2 separate regions of the Homo sapiens genome follow, and region 1 is linked to region 2. Evidence: read pairs that join two places in POLR2A ChIA-PET (ENCODE). Cell type or tissue: K562. All regions are shown on one strand. Each heading gives the region's core, and the rest is flanking DNA. Links, peaks and the distances in the headings are about the cores only. Region 1 has its middle 31 kb from the start of ABT1. Region 2 overlaps LOC124901287 (a long non-coding RNA gene).

Region 1 (6,970 bases), core at 583-5,582, 330 kb after region 2:
GTAGCTGGGATCACAGGCATGTGCCACCATGCCCAGCTAATTTTGTATTTTTAGTAGAGACGGGGTTTCTCCATGTTGGTCAGGTTGGTCTCGAACTCCCAAACTCAGGTGATCTGCCCGCCTCAGCCTCCCAAAGTGCTGGGATTACAGGTGTGAGCCACCACTCCTGGCGAATAGACTTTATTTCTTTGAAGTACTTTTAGGTTTATAGAAAACTTGAGCAGAAAGTACAGAGAGATTCTATATGCCCCCACACCACCCACAGTTTCTTCTATTAATATATTACATTTGTGTGATACATTTATTACAACTGATGAGCCAAGATTGATATATTATTATTTAACTAAAGCCCATAGTTCACATTAGGGTTCAGTCTTTGTGTTGTACATTATAGGGGTTTTAACAAATGTATAATGTAATATATCTACCACTACAGTATCATAAAAATAGTTTCACTGACCTAAAAATTCCCAGTGCTCTATCCATTTGTCCCTCCCCCAACTCACCCCCATTCTGGAGAACATTGATCTTTTTACTGTCTTCTAATAGTTTTATCCTTTTCAGAATGTCATATAGTTGAAAGTATATAGTATGTAGCCCCTTAAGATTGGCTTCATTCACTTAGAAGAATGCTTTTAAGGTTCCTCCATGTCTTTTTTGTGGATTGATAGCTCATTCCTTTTTATTTGTTGAATACTATTCCATTGTATAGATGTACCACAGTTTGTTTATCCATTTGCGTAGTGAAGGACTTCTTGGTTACTTCCAAGTTTTGGCAATTATAAATAAAGCTGCTATAAACATCTGTGTGCAGGTTATTGTGTGGACATATGTTTTTAACTCATTTGGGTAAATATTAAGGAATAGGATGGCTGCATCATATGTTAAGATTATGTTTAGCTTTAAAAGAAACTGCAAAAATGTCTTCCAAAGTGGCTGTATCATATGGCTTTTTCCTATCAGCAATGAATGAGAATTTCTACTGTTGCATATCTTGGCCAGCATTTGGTGGTGTCAGTGTTTTGGATTTTTGACATTCTAATAGTGTGTAATGCAATTTCATTGTTGGTTTAATTTTCAGTTCCCTAATGGCATACAATGTTGGGTATCTTTTCATATGGTAATTTGTCATCTGTATATCTTTTTTGGTGGTGTCTGTTTAGATCTTTTGCCATTTTAAAAATTGGGTTGTTGTCTTAGTGAATTTTTTTTTTTTTTTTTTTTTTTTTTTGAGAGGAGTCTCGCTCTGTTGCCCAGGCCGGACTGCGGACTGCAGTAGCGCAATCTCGGCTCACTGCAAGCTCCGCTTCCCGGGTTCACGCCATTCTCCTGCCTCAGCCTCCCGAGTAGCTGGGACTACAGGCGCCCGCCACCGCGCCCGGCTAATTTTTTGTATTTTTAGTAGAGACGGGGTTTCACCTTGTTAGCCAGGATGGTCTCGATCTCCTGACCTAATGATCCACCCGCCTCGGCCTCCCAAAGTGCTGGGATTACAGGCGTGAGCCACCGCGCCCGGCCCCTCTTAGTGAATTTTTAAAGCCTTCTTTGTATATTTTGAATACAAGTTCTTTATTGATACATGGTTTGCCAGCATTTTCTCTCAATATGTGGCTTGTCTTTTCATTCTTTTAACACGATCTTTCACAGAGAAGTTTTCAATTTTAGTGAAGTTCAGCTTACCAGTTATGTCTTTCATGGATTGTACTTTTGGTGTCGTGTCTAAAAAAAATCACCATTGCCCGGGCGTGGTGGCTCACACCTCTAATCCCAGCACTTTGGGAGGCTGAGGCAGGTGGATCAACCTGAAGTCAGGAGTTCGAGACCAGCCTGACCAACATGGTGAAATCCCATCTCTACTAAAAACACAAAATTAGCTGGGCATGGTGGCGCATGCCTGTAATCCCAGCTACTCAGAAGGCTGAGGCAGGAGAATTGCTTGAACCCAGGAGGCAGAGGGTGCAGTGAGCAGAGGTGGCACCATTGCACTCCAGCCTGGGCAACAAGAGCAAAACTCCTAAAAAAAAAAAAAAATCATCAAATCAAGTGTCCCTAGATTTTCTCCTACATCATCTTGTAGAAGTTTTATAGTTTTGTGTTTTACAGATTAGGCCTATAATCCATTTTGAGTTAAATTTTGTGAAAGTTGTAAGGTCTGTGTCTAGATTTCATTCTCTTCCAGTAACTCTCCTATCATTATTTTGGATATTTATTTTGTGTTTCTGCAGTATTAAATCTCCTTTTCCCTCTATCTCATATCTTCTCGTGGCTTGGTTTCTTCACTCAATTCAATGGATCATATCACTCAATATTTTTCTTGGCCAGGCGCAGTGGCTCACACCTGTAATCTCATCAAATTGGGAGGCCAAGGCGGGTGGATCACCTTAGGTCAGGAGTTCAAGACCAGCCTGGCCAACATGGTGAAACCCTGTCTCTACTAAAAATACAAAAAATTAGCCGGGCATGGTGGCACATGCCTGTAATCCCAGCTACTCGGGAGGCTGAGGCATGGGATTCACTTGAACTCGGGAGGCAGAGGTTGCAGTGAGCCCAGATTGTGCCATTGCACTCCAGCCTGGGCAACAAGAGAGAAACTCTTGTCAAATTTTCTCTGAGAAAATGTGCATTTGGGATAGATTTTTGAGACCTTAAATGTATTTTTGTCACCCTCACTTTTTTTTTTTTTTTTTTTTTTGAGACAGGGTTTCACTCTATTGTCCAGGCTGGAGTGCAGTGGCGCCATCTCAGCTCACTGCAACCTCCGCCTCCCAGGCTCAAGCGATTCTCCTGCCTCAGCCTCCCAAGTAGTTGGGATTACAGGTGCACACCATTACAATCGGCAAATTTTTGTATTTTTAGTAGAGACAGGATTTCACCATGTTGGCCAGGCTGGTCTCAAACTCCTGATGTCAAGTGATCCACCCGCCTTGGCCTCCTAAGGTGCTGGAATTACAGACGTGAGCCACCACGCCAGGCTAACCCTCACGTTTAATTAAAAATCTGATGGGTTAAGGAATTGTAGGCCACAAAACATTTTACTTCTGTATTTTAAAGGCATGACCATTGTTTTATAGCTTTCAATGTTGCCATAAGAAGAAAATTTTCATTCCTAAGTTTTGGTATGTTATCTGTATCTTTCTGTGAGAAAGTGAATAAAATCTACTCTTCATCGTAGTGTTTTGAATTTCAAGATGACATGCCTTAATTGGGTCCATTTTATCCACAGTTCTGAGATACTAGGTCTTTCTTTCCTTTCTTTTTTTTTTTTTTTTTTTTTTTTTTGAGACAGAATCTCACTCTATCACCCAGGCTGGAGTGCATGGCTCACTGCAGCCTTGATCTCCTGGGCTCAGGTAATCCTCTCACCTCAGTCTCCTGAGTAGCTGGGACCACAGGTGTGTGCCACCATGCCCAGCTAACTATTGTATTTTTAATAGAGATGGGATTTCGCCATGTTGCCCAGGCTGGTCTGGAACTCCTGACATCAAGTTATCCACCCATTTCAGCCTCCCAAAGTGCTAGAATTACAGGTGTGAGCTATCGCACCCAGCCTACTGGCAGGTCTTTCAATTTGAAAACCTATATTCTTTAGGGTTAACATTTATTTTCTTTTATCTAATGAACTATTTTATCTGTTTTCTTTGGAATTCCAAATACTTTGGCATTGGAGATTCCTGGGCTGTTCCTCTAACATTTTTTTTCTCTTTCTTATTATCAAAATTCTTTTTGTCTGAAACCTCATCTTTATTTTCCAAACATTTACTGAATTTTTCATTTTTGCTATCATATTTTTAACATCAACATCTTTTCCTTGTTTCATTTACGTGTAACTTTTATTGTGTGTGCATACTGATAACTTTCTCCTTGAATATTCTGTCATCCATGGTTCTCCCTCCCATTCATTTATTTCAGATTTTTTTCAGATGCCTGGTGTTTCTTATTTGATCTATCCATGTTTAAAAATCATAGGCTAAAAACTGGCAGCAGGCCAGGCACGATGGCTCACGCCTGTCCTGTAATCCTAGCACTTTGGGAGGCAGAGGTGGGTGGATCACTTGAAGTCAGGAGTTCAAGACCAGCCTGGCCAATATGGGGAAACTTCATCTCTACTAAGAATACAAAAATTAGCCGGGCATGTCGGCGCATCCCTGAAATCCCTGCTACTCAGGAGGCTAACGCAGGAGAACTGCTTGAGCCCAGTAGGCAGAGGTTGCAGTGAGCAGAGATCGCGCCACTGCACTCCAGCCAGGACGACAGAGCAAGACTCCATCTCAAACAAAACAAAACAAGACAAAAAAAAAACAAAAAAACTGGCAACATTTAAAATGTAGTGGGGCTTGTTGACAGTGATCTTCACTAGAGGGTAATGTGGTAGGGCCATGTTTTCGGCATTGATGATGTTCGTTTCTTTACAGCTCTCCTCTTCACTTGGTCAGATTTACCAAGTAGAACTCTTTCAATGACATGCCTGGAAGCTAAGGACTGCCTAGCCTGAAATCTGGCAGTAGAGTTGGATAAGACTGCCACGATTTTGTAGCTAGCATGAATAAATTTGTGTGATAATTCTATTTCCATCCTCCCACTCCATGCTACCCATCACATCATCTGTGCCTTGTGTCCTTCATTCAAGATACTATCTGTTTCATCCTCTTTCTGCCAGGGTTGGAAAGACAAGAGAGAGAGAGAGCTTTTATACATTCTTCCTTATTTTAGCCCTTCACCAATTATCCCTCAGATCCAGAAGTACCTATGGTCATAAATTTCTGAGTCTTTAGAAAATCCTGTGGTGTAACTTAGGCTGATTTTTAGCTTTTCCCACTGCAAGCTTAGAACTCAGTTTTCTCTTTTCAATATAAAATATTTTTTCAATATAAAATATGATTCATTTTTTCTTGTCTTTTATGGCTATACAGTTGACCTTTGAACCACACTGGTTTGAATTACCAAGGTCCATTGTTACGTGAATTTTTTTCCTACTAAACGCAAATGGAAAATACAGTATTTGTGGGATGTGAAATCTGCCTACAGGGAGGGCTGACTTTTAGTTTCCGTGGTTCTGCAGGGCTGACTGCTGGACTTGAGTAAGTCCAGATTTTGGTATACCACAGGGTCCTGGAAACAATTTGCTGCACCTACTGAGAGATGGCTGTACTTTTTTTTTTCTTCAAAATCAATTTTTGTGTCCCATTTGTTTAGAAGCTCTATATTCTATATCTATTACTTTTTGCATTTGTCATAAAACTTTAAGACCCATAATTAAACAATTAAAATTAATCAACATGTTTACAATTCTCCCAATAGAATGACACTAGAACACTTTTGTCTTACAACTTTCCTCTCAAATTTTGTGATATTATTGTTCAGTAGGCTGTTCACTCTGTGTAAATCACTTACCATTATTGTTTCATATATTGTATATTTGTTAATATACACCTACCTAGTGATATCATCTCTCCTCATCATTTCTGCATTTCTCTTTCTTGGAAACATATATGTAAGTGTAAAGAGATTGTGCAACTGTATTTCTACATCTTACCAAATATTACTTAATATTTTTATGTGCATATGTATCAAATGTCTGTAGAAGGACACATGACAATGTGATAACACTGTCTTTGGAAAGGAATTAAGTGACTAGATTTAAGTAAGGATGATCAAAGGAGACGTTTTAAATGTAATGTTTCAAAATTTTTAACCTTTAAATGTTGAGATAAATGTGGATTCACATGCAGTTGTAAGAAATCATACAGAGAAATCCCAGTTTCTTCCAATGATAACCACTATTTTGCAAAATTAGTACAATCATACAACCTGGATATTGACAATGATACAGCCAAGCTACAGAACATTTCTATCACCCCATGGATACATCATGTATCCTTGGATAACTACACCTACCTCACTCCCCAACCCTTATACATGACAACCACTAAGCTGTTCATTTCTATAATTTATCATTTTAAGAATGTTATAAATGGAATCATACAGTATATAAACTTTAGTATTGGCTTTTTTCACTCAGAACAATTATTTTAATTTTCTTACTAGTAGATATTATTTTCCTGCTTGAGGAATTATGATTTATTTTTCTAAGGACAAGACAATATGGATGATCAGGGTTTTTTTGTTTGTTTTTTTGAGATGGAGTTTTGCTCTTGTTGCCCAGGCTGGAGTGCAATGGAGTGATCTCGGCTCACCGCAACCTCTGCCTCCCGGGTTCAAGCGATTCTCCTGCCTCAGCCTCCCAAGTAGCTGGGATTACAGGCATGCGCCACCATGCCCACCTAATTTTATATTCTTAGTAGGGATGGGGTTTCTCCATGTTGGTCAGGCTGGCCTTGAATTCCTGACCTCAGGTGATCCGCCCACCTCGGCCTCTCAAAGTGCTGGATTATAGGTTTGAGCCACTGTGTCTGGCCTGGATGATCAGGTTTTATTCTTTATTAGTTGAGATAATTATATTTGTAATTGAATTATGATTATTGAACTGCATTCTTTTTGGTTGTTGATTTCTCATTTTCTCAAAGCAGATGCCCAAAATCTGTGGAGGTGGTTGTCATTGCAAAGAAGTACCACAGGGCTTAAAAAGGCAAAGTTCACCCCAATGAACTTCTTAGTATTCAAAAACAGGTTCAGTTTTTGAAAAATAACCTAGACTGAAGGAAACAATCATATCAAGCCCACAGGAAAAAATGAAGCACAGGGTCAAAATGATCGTCTCTTTAGTTGCTTTCATCCCAGGGCTTTTTTTTCTTGGAGATGGAGTTTCACTCCTGTTACCCAGGCTGGAGTGCAATGGTGCGATCTCGGCTCACTGCAACCTTTGCCTCCCGGGTTCAAGTGATTATCCTGCCTCAGCCTCCCGAGTAGCTGGGATACAGGCATGCACCACCACGCCCAGCTAATTTTGTATTTTTAGTAGAGATGGGGTTTCTCCATGTTGGTCAGGTTGGTCTCGAACTCTCAACCTCAG
Region 2 (6,970 bases), core at 1,067-6,066:
CTCCGGGGACCATGGTAATGCCCTGTAAGTTAAGACGGCTTTTGCCCAAAATTAATCCCATATATCCTGTTGGCAAAGGTCCCCAAATACCAGTGGGAATCTTCGTGGGTTTGTCTCCTCCAACAAATGTAACCCGTTCTCTGACTGGAAGATCTAATCCTGTGCTTCTGGGTGTTCCTGGGGAGAGGGAATCAATGTTCTTCTGGGAACCCATCCCTGAAATGGGGCTGTGGCCTGGATGGGGAATGCCCTCATTGTTTGAGGGGCCCGGATCCAGGCCCCCTTCTCGTTTCCCGACAGGGGGGTGCTATTCTGATGAAATTTTGAGCGGCATTGATTAACCCAATGATTTCCTTTATTACAACGAGTGAAAAGTCCTGGCATTTTTTCTGTCTGGGGGAACTGCATTATAAGATCCTCTCTGCCCAGAGGTCTGATGGCATTCTTTTTTGAAATGTCCAATTTTTCCACAATTATAACATTTTCCTACTTTAGGGCTTGACCCTTGGCCCTTTCTAGATTTGTTACTACTAAATTAGCCATTGCTTGAGCCAACATTGTAGAATGATGGAGTTCAGTTCCCACATCCTGACAGGCTTTGAGAAATTTTCCTAAGATCTTTGCAGACCTCACAGGTGCCAGAGCACGTTTACAATCTGCACTTGCATTTTCAAAAGCTAGAGTCAAAGTAAGCATTTCTGCAGCAGCGGTATGAGGAATCTGATGCCTCACTGCCTCTTGTAATTGTACAACAAAATGTGCATAGGACTCCTGCGACCCTTGCATAACTTGTAGAAAAGATTGTACTGGGACTCCTTGCTCTGGAATGGTGTCCCAGGCGCGTTTAGCAGCCAAGGCAGACTGCTTGTAAGCAGTGCCTGGGAGTGTCAATTGTCGCAGCAGATCTGAATAAGGGCCATTACCCAGTTGCATATCCTCTGTAATGTCCCCGTGTCCAGCAGCACGATTCTGTCTAGTCTGGTCTGCACACAGTTCTAGCCAGTTTAAATTCCATGTCAGATATGCACTACCAGACAAACAAGTGTGAGCCAAATGCTTTATATCAAAGGCTGGAAGGCACATAGCACCGAGTACAGATTCTAGCAATCCTAAAGTAAATGGGCTCTGTATTCCATTATTAACTACACTAGCTTTTAATTCCTTCAACAACTTAAACTCTACCGGGGTGTGTTCATAAGTAAACTGCTGTGGATTATTCAGATTGGGCCTTACGGAAATAGGAAAAGCGCAAGGTCCTAGGGGCTCTCCAGCTATGGCAGCAGCGCAGAGAATTCTTTGTGTTGGGGTCTCTTTCTGCTACTGAAGGAGGCGGTATAGATGTTTCTGCTATTGGGGGGATGGTACAGGCCAATTTTCGTCCTTTCCTGTTTATCATTTTCTTTTCTTTTCTTTTTTTTTTTTTTTTGAGACAGAGTCTCGCTCTGTCACCCAGGTTGGAGTGCAGTGGCACGATCTCAGCTCACTGCAAGCTCCGCCTCCCGGGTTCACGCCATTCTCCTGCCTCAGCCTCCCAAGTAGCTGGGACTACAGGCACCCACCACCACGCCTGGCTAATTTCCTTGCATTTTTAGTAGAGATGGGGTTTCACTGTGTTAGCCAGGATGGTCTCAAATCTCCTGACCTCACGATGCGCCCACCTCGGCCTCCCAAAGTACTGGGATTACAGGCGTGAGCCACTGTGCCTGGCCTCCTGTTTATCATTTTCAATGCATGCTGTGGGTGAGACAAAAGATTCTTTCAATTTTTGAGATTCAGAACATGGCTCCTGTGGTCCAGCAGAATAAGAAGGGGACAATGGCAGAAGGACAGTACAGACTAAACCCCAGAGAAAACAGAAGGATCAACTTTGAGACCTTTTTGATGAGCCCGTTTTAATCTGTCTCCTACTGGGTCCCAATTTTCCACATTGAGGGTGCCTGTCTGTGGAAACCATGGGTTATGCATAATAAACTCCTGCAGAAGCTTAGTTAGTGTTTGAGAGCTAACCTGAGCATTAAGCAACTGCACATAATGTTGCTCCTCCATAGACAAATTCTGCCCCATGTTACCCTGATTCAGAAACTTCCCGCTCCCAGTACCTCCTCAGGGCACTGACTTTATATCCTCCTCTGGCTGACTCGTCCTGGGGTTCCTCGTTCATCTGATCAGTTTCACTTTCTCTGCTCCAGCAGACCTTCTTCATTCAAGTCTCTGTTTGGGTGCCATTGTGGCTGTTACTGTAGGACTAAACGAAGGAGGACAAATGCAGAAATGAAGACAAAGACAAAAGAATTTGTTTAAAAGAAGGGGTCAGAGGGCTCCTTGCTTCTAGAGAACAAGGGCCCTGAGCTTCTACAGCCCTTCATATTTATTACGTGGAGTGAACAGGGAGGAAGGGGTAACTGTTGGTCAGCTACTTGATTTATCACAGGCTCACATGATTGCTTTCTTTGTTCAACAGACTCCAGATGTTCCTATAGATAACCTTAAGGAACACGGTGCCTGGGACGTGGTTGCCCTCAGCATTCCTTCTGGTGACAGATGCAGTTGTCAGTTTGCCAACATCCTGCTTTCATGAGAACAGTTTGCTGTTTGCTCATATACCCTCCAGTGGTATATTGAGTTGGTCACGTCCCTCATTCCTTTGGCCTCCAACAGGTGAAGGCTAAAGAAGGCTTTCTCATCCAACGTCTTCACTGAGGATAGGAAAGCCCTTTCTCTCCAATTGTGAACTGCACGCATGTGTGTAAGCTATGCTTGCATAGCAAAGTCCACTTGGGCATTAGAGTCAAAGTTGTTAAGGGGAGCTAGTCATAGCTACCACGTGGCCAGGCATGTGGAACCAGACACCAGGCACACATCATGAATCATCATATTTACTTTAAATAATGCTGACAACCTAGTTCATAGTGACACACTACTTGAGATATATAGAATAACATTATTACCCAGTAAGTATGTGAACATTCCGATATTTTAGTAAGGGTCATCACCATGGCACTTATCTACAGAGATAAATGAAAACTAAAACAGGGTTGCTGCATTAATTTTGCCCTGGCAATTGTCTGATTCTGAAATGGTGGCAGGTTTTGAGCCAAAACTTGAATGAGTAAGAACTTGCCATATAGCCGAGAAGAGCACTCTAGCAAAAAGAAATAAATATAAGGAAGCATAATAGTTAAAGGTTTTTAAGGAACTACAAATAATTCAGTGTGATGAAGTATGGAGGTGAGGTCATGTGAGGGAGAGGGATTTGGAGAGAAAAGTGGCTGTGTTCCGATCACCTCCTGTGCACCTGTTGAAAGACAATAAATTCTCCTGCCCTAAATAGTAAGAAGGCTGGACACATGACCTCAACACTGAATAAATGAGACTGGCAGAAATTTATTAGTCATATGTACTCACAGCCTGGAAAAAAGAGGGCACTGCATACCGTGCAAGGCCACAGAAGGTTTGCACTCAGGAACAGAATGAACCATTAGGGGCTGTGAGAGGTAGGCTTTGTAGTCATCAGAGGGTTGGGTGACTCCTGGTTCCCTCCAGAGAATGTAGTTGGCTTGCTTTAACAGTTTTAGGGACTGGCAGTGAGACGAAACCCATTAGGTTGAGGCCTGAGTGAGATGCAGCTGGTCTGTCAGATAAGGGAACTGGACAAGTAGGGAACCTTTCCTGCTTGTGGGAGTCATAGCTATCAAGACAGGGGAATTTGTGGATAAGCATTTTTGGGGAGCTCTGTGAGGGTCAAAAATCTCAAGGCAGCAGTTGAAATTTTAGGTCTTACAATACCTAAAATTGGTTTGGAGTTATGGCAGAACAAAAAGGGAAAGAACAGGTCATAAGGGCGTGAGTATACAAGGCAAACACTTGGATTTTATTTTTCAGTGGGCAATAGGAAACCACTGACCAATTGTGAGCAAAGAATATTATTCCAGTTCTCTTCTGAGAAAAAAAAGTCTCTGTCCCATTCCAGGAGGTGCAGCAATCAATCAATCAATCAATAAGGGGGGAAATAAAGGAAAAAAGTCTTTAGAGTTTTCATGTTTATGATCTGGTCCTTGATTGGTTTATTTTTCAGCAAGTCACTTCTTTTCTAACTTGGGAAAGGGAAAGTTTGGGACTGTATATATTTATTTAAATCTGACCACTCCACACTAGTCATCTCCACTTGAATGTTCAATACACAACTTGAAGTAAATGCTGAAACAGATTCTAGATCCCCACCACACACATACACACTCCACTCTCAAAATGCTCTTTCTGAAGTCATTCCTGTCTCAGTAAATGCAAACTGTGTTGTTACAGCAAAAGAAACTGGAGATATATATGACTTTTCTATTTATTTCACACCAATTTAATCACAAACCCTTTAAAACATACCCAGAATTCAACCACTCCTTGATACTTCTACAAACACTACCCATAATGGTTTATGGGTCATCCAGATATTATAATAGCCTTTCAATCAATCTTCTCCAGGAAGGAGAAAGAGAGAGCAACAAAGATTTTTGCAGAATAGAAGAATATTGTTAAATAATTATCACATTGGCCGGGCGTGGTGGCTCACGCCTGTAATCCCAGTACTTTGAGAGGTCAAGGTGGGAGGATCAGCTCAGGTCAGGAGTTCGAGACCAACCTGGCCAACATAGTGAAACCCCGTCTCTACTAAAAATACAAAAATTAGCCAGGCATTGGTGGTGGGCGCCTGTAATCCCAGCTACTTGGGAGGCTGAGGCAGGAGAATCGCTTGAACCTGGAAGGCAGAGGTTTCGGTGAGCTGAGATGGTGCCACTGCACTCCAGCCTAGGCCACAGAGTGAGACTCTGTCTCAAAAATAATAATAATAATAATAATAATAATAATAATAATTCTCACATTGAAGATGATTGCAGAATTCGAAAATAAATGAGAAATTCGGCATATTTTTATTGAGCTCCTACTATTTGTCAGATGTTATTCTATGGATAGGGAAAGAAAGACTATGTAAAAGGCCCAATTTCTATGCACCAGAAGCCGCTATATTTGCTAACCAAGAGAAACCAAGACTTATCACAAATGAGCCAGGAGAGCCATTATTCCCAGTATCTGGGGTTTAGGAAAATTAAGGAAATGTCTTATATGTAGGCTGTTGACATTATCTTCAAATGAAGTACTTGACTTCACAGAGATTCACTGACAGGCTTGAAAGAAGCCACACAAAATAGAACTTTATATGCCATGATGGGGCCAAGAGCGCTACGGAACATTATAAATTCTATAAATATCTTCTCCATAGTATGATGCTAATGCATTACATTTTCGTGTTGATTCATCTATTAAATGTAAAAATTGTTAATAATAAAAATTTTTGCATTTCTATTTCGTGTTCCTTCACTTCTTAATATATGGGAACCTCAAAAACTGGTAATGGCTCTAGTCCGCTCGGCACTCCTGAGAAACCCCAAGGAAAGTATTTTCTTTCCTTTCTAAACAGAACCATACCACGAAAAGTGCTCTGATATCACATTATCACAATCAGAGAAAGTACCAGAACAGCATGGAGAGGGGGTAATTGTCTCCGGGGTCTGCAGATATCCATGCAGGATGGCGAGAAAGACCACGGTACAGATGTTGCCTTGTGGTAAAACTGCCTTCCAGGTACAGTTTTCTTAACAACTATCTGGGCAGACCCTGCAAGAACCTAGTCTGTAAATGGTGAATGTGGATGAGCATCATAGGGAAGAAACCTTGAGTAAGCTTATTTTAACATATCCTTCGATGCAGACAATATGCAGAATTTTAGCATCTTTTAGATGCCATAAACTCCGCTTCTTCTGCCTTGGGAGTCAGAACAAACGACTTTTCTCTCCAAGGAGTAGTTATATTACCACAAGACTAAAATAATTGTCGATACCAACCGTTTATAAATCCCGATTCTGTGGCCCCAAATATCCCACCTAATCTAAAGTTTTCATTTTCTCATTGGCGAAAACACGGGCGCTGTAGATGCCAACACGGGGGGTTGGAGGGGGCGGGTGGGGGGAAGCTCGTTTTATTTTCTAAGTATTGCAGCAACAACGGAACTGCGGGGGACCACGTGGCCTAATGGATAAGGCGTCTGACTTCGGATCAGAAGATTGAGGGTTCGAATCCCTTCGTGGTTAAGTGGGGTTCGTTTTCGGGCATGAAAATTTTATTACCCATTTCATTCCAAGAAAAAAATAAATCATACACTCTCTGGGTTTTCTGAATCCTTTTTTTCTTCCATCTCCTCTCCTTTAAAGGGAAGAAGGAGACATTCTCAAAGGCCTTAGGAGAACAAGTGACAGAGTGAAGAAAGACTGGAAAGTCAAAACTGAAATACAGCCATCTACTACTTTGGAGCTGTCAGGTTCTCCCCAAGTTTGGATTTTAAGCACCTGCGTTTCGGTTTTGTAGGCTTAGATTCAATTCAAGGATTCAATTCCTTGAAAAAAAGAAATTCAGATCTATAAGCCAAGCTGTCTCAAACTGTAGCGTCTCAGACTAATGCCAGGCCCCAGTGGCTAGCACAGTAGGAAACCTGTTGCTTCTTCTGATTTAGCACTAGGCCAAAAACTCTTCACATTTCTTTTTTAGTCTACATCCGCGTGTACCAAGGAGTTTTGGCAGCTGCTGAAGCCTATGTTACTAGTTCTTACTCTCCATTTTAACTTTTTTGTTGTGGGTGTGTTGCCATCAAAAGGATGAGAATACCTAATATTGAATTTTATATTGCAAAGCAAAAATATAAAGGTAATTAAAATAGTCCAACTGGTTACAGTGTGTGTGTGCAAACAGGAAAAGACAGGGAACACAGCTGTGCAAAATATATAAAAAACATTTTGTATTCCTAAATAACATTTTGTGTGCCTGAATTTAATAATAATTTAGGATTAAGGAAAAGTAATTTCCAATTGCTGACATCATGATGAAACATAAGACATTTGACTCCATCCAGATGAGATCATTGATT

The links. Peaks named below come from ENCODE experiments on the same cell type or tissue, not always from the same donor. Only the 100,000 strongest peaks of a DNase experiment are listed, where the experiment ranks them.
Region 1: POLR2A ChIA-PET joins it to region 2 with 6 read pairs; 2 of 35 experiments call an interaction of 5 or more read pairs at or near these places.

The regions. Positions count from the first base shown.
Region 1 is chr6:26,624,049-26,631,018 of GRCh38, forward strand. No RefSeq gene overlaps it. Among named protein-coding and RNA genes, the nearest start is that of ABT1, 31 kb to the left of the region's middle. In K562, for the core only: no CTCF peak of the experiment used is centred there; no DNase peak of the experiment used is centred there.
Region 2 is chr6:26,293,610-26,300,579 of GRCh38, forward strand. It overlaps LOC124901287 (a long non-coding RNA gene), which reads left to right. Exons shown (of 2, transcript XR_007059520.1): 2 at 2,462-5,355. TRR-TCG4-1 (tRNA-Arg (anticodon TCG) 4-1) reads left to right here and starts at 6,068; the gene lies at 6,068-6,140. RefSeq lists cis regulatory regions at 2,147-2,806, 3,311-3,838 and enhancers at 2,187-2,236, 2,332-2,626. In K562, for the core only: no CTCF peak of the experiment used is centred there; DNase peaks (open chromatin) are centred at 2,422, 2,866, 3,592 and 5,992; H3K4me3 peaks cover 1,261 bases.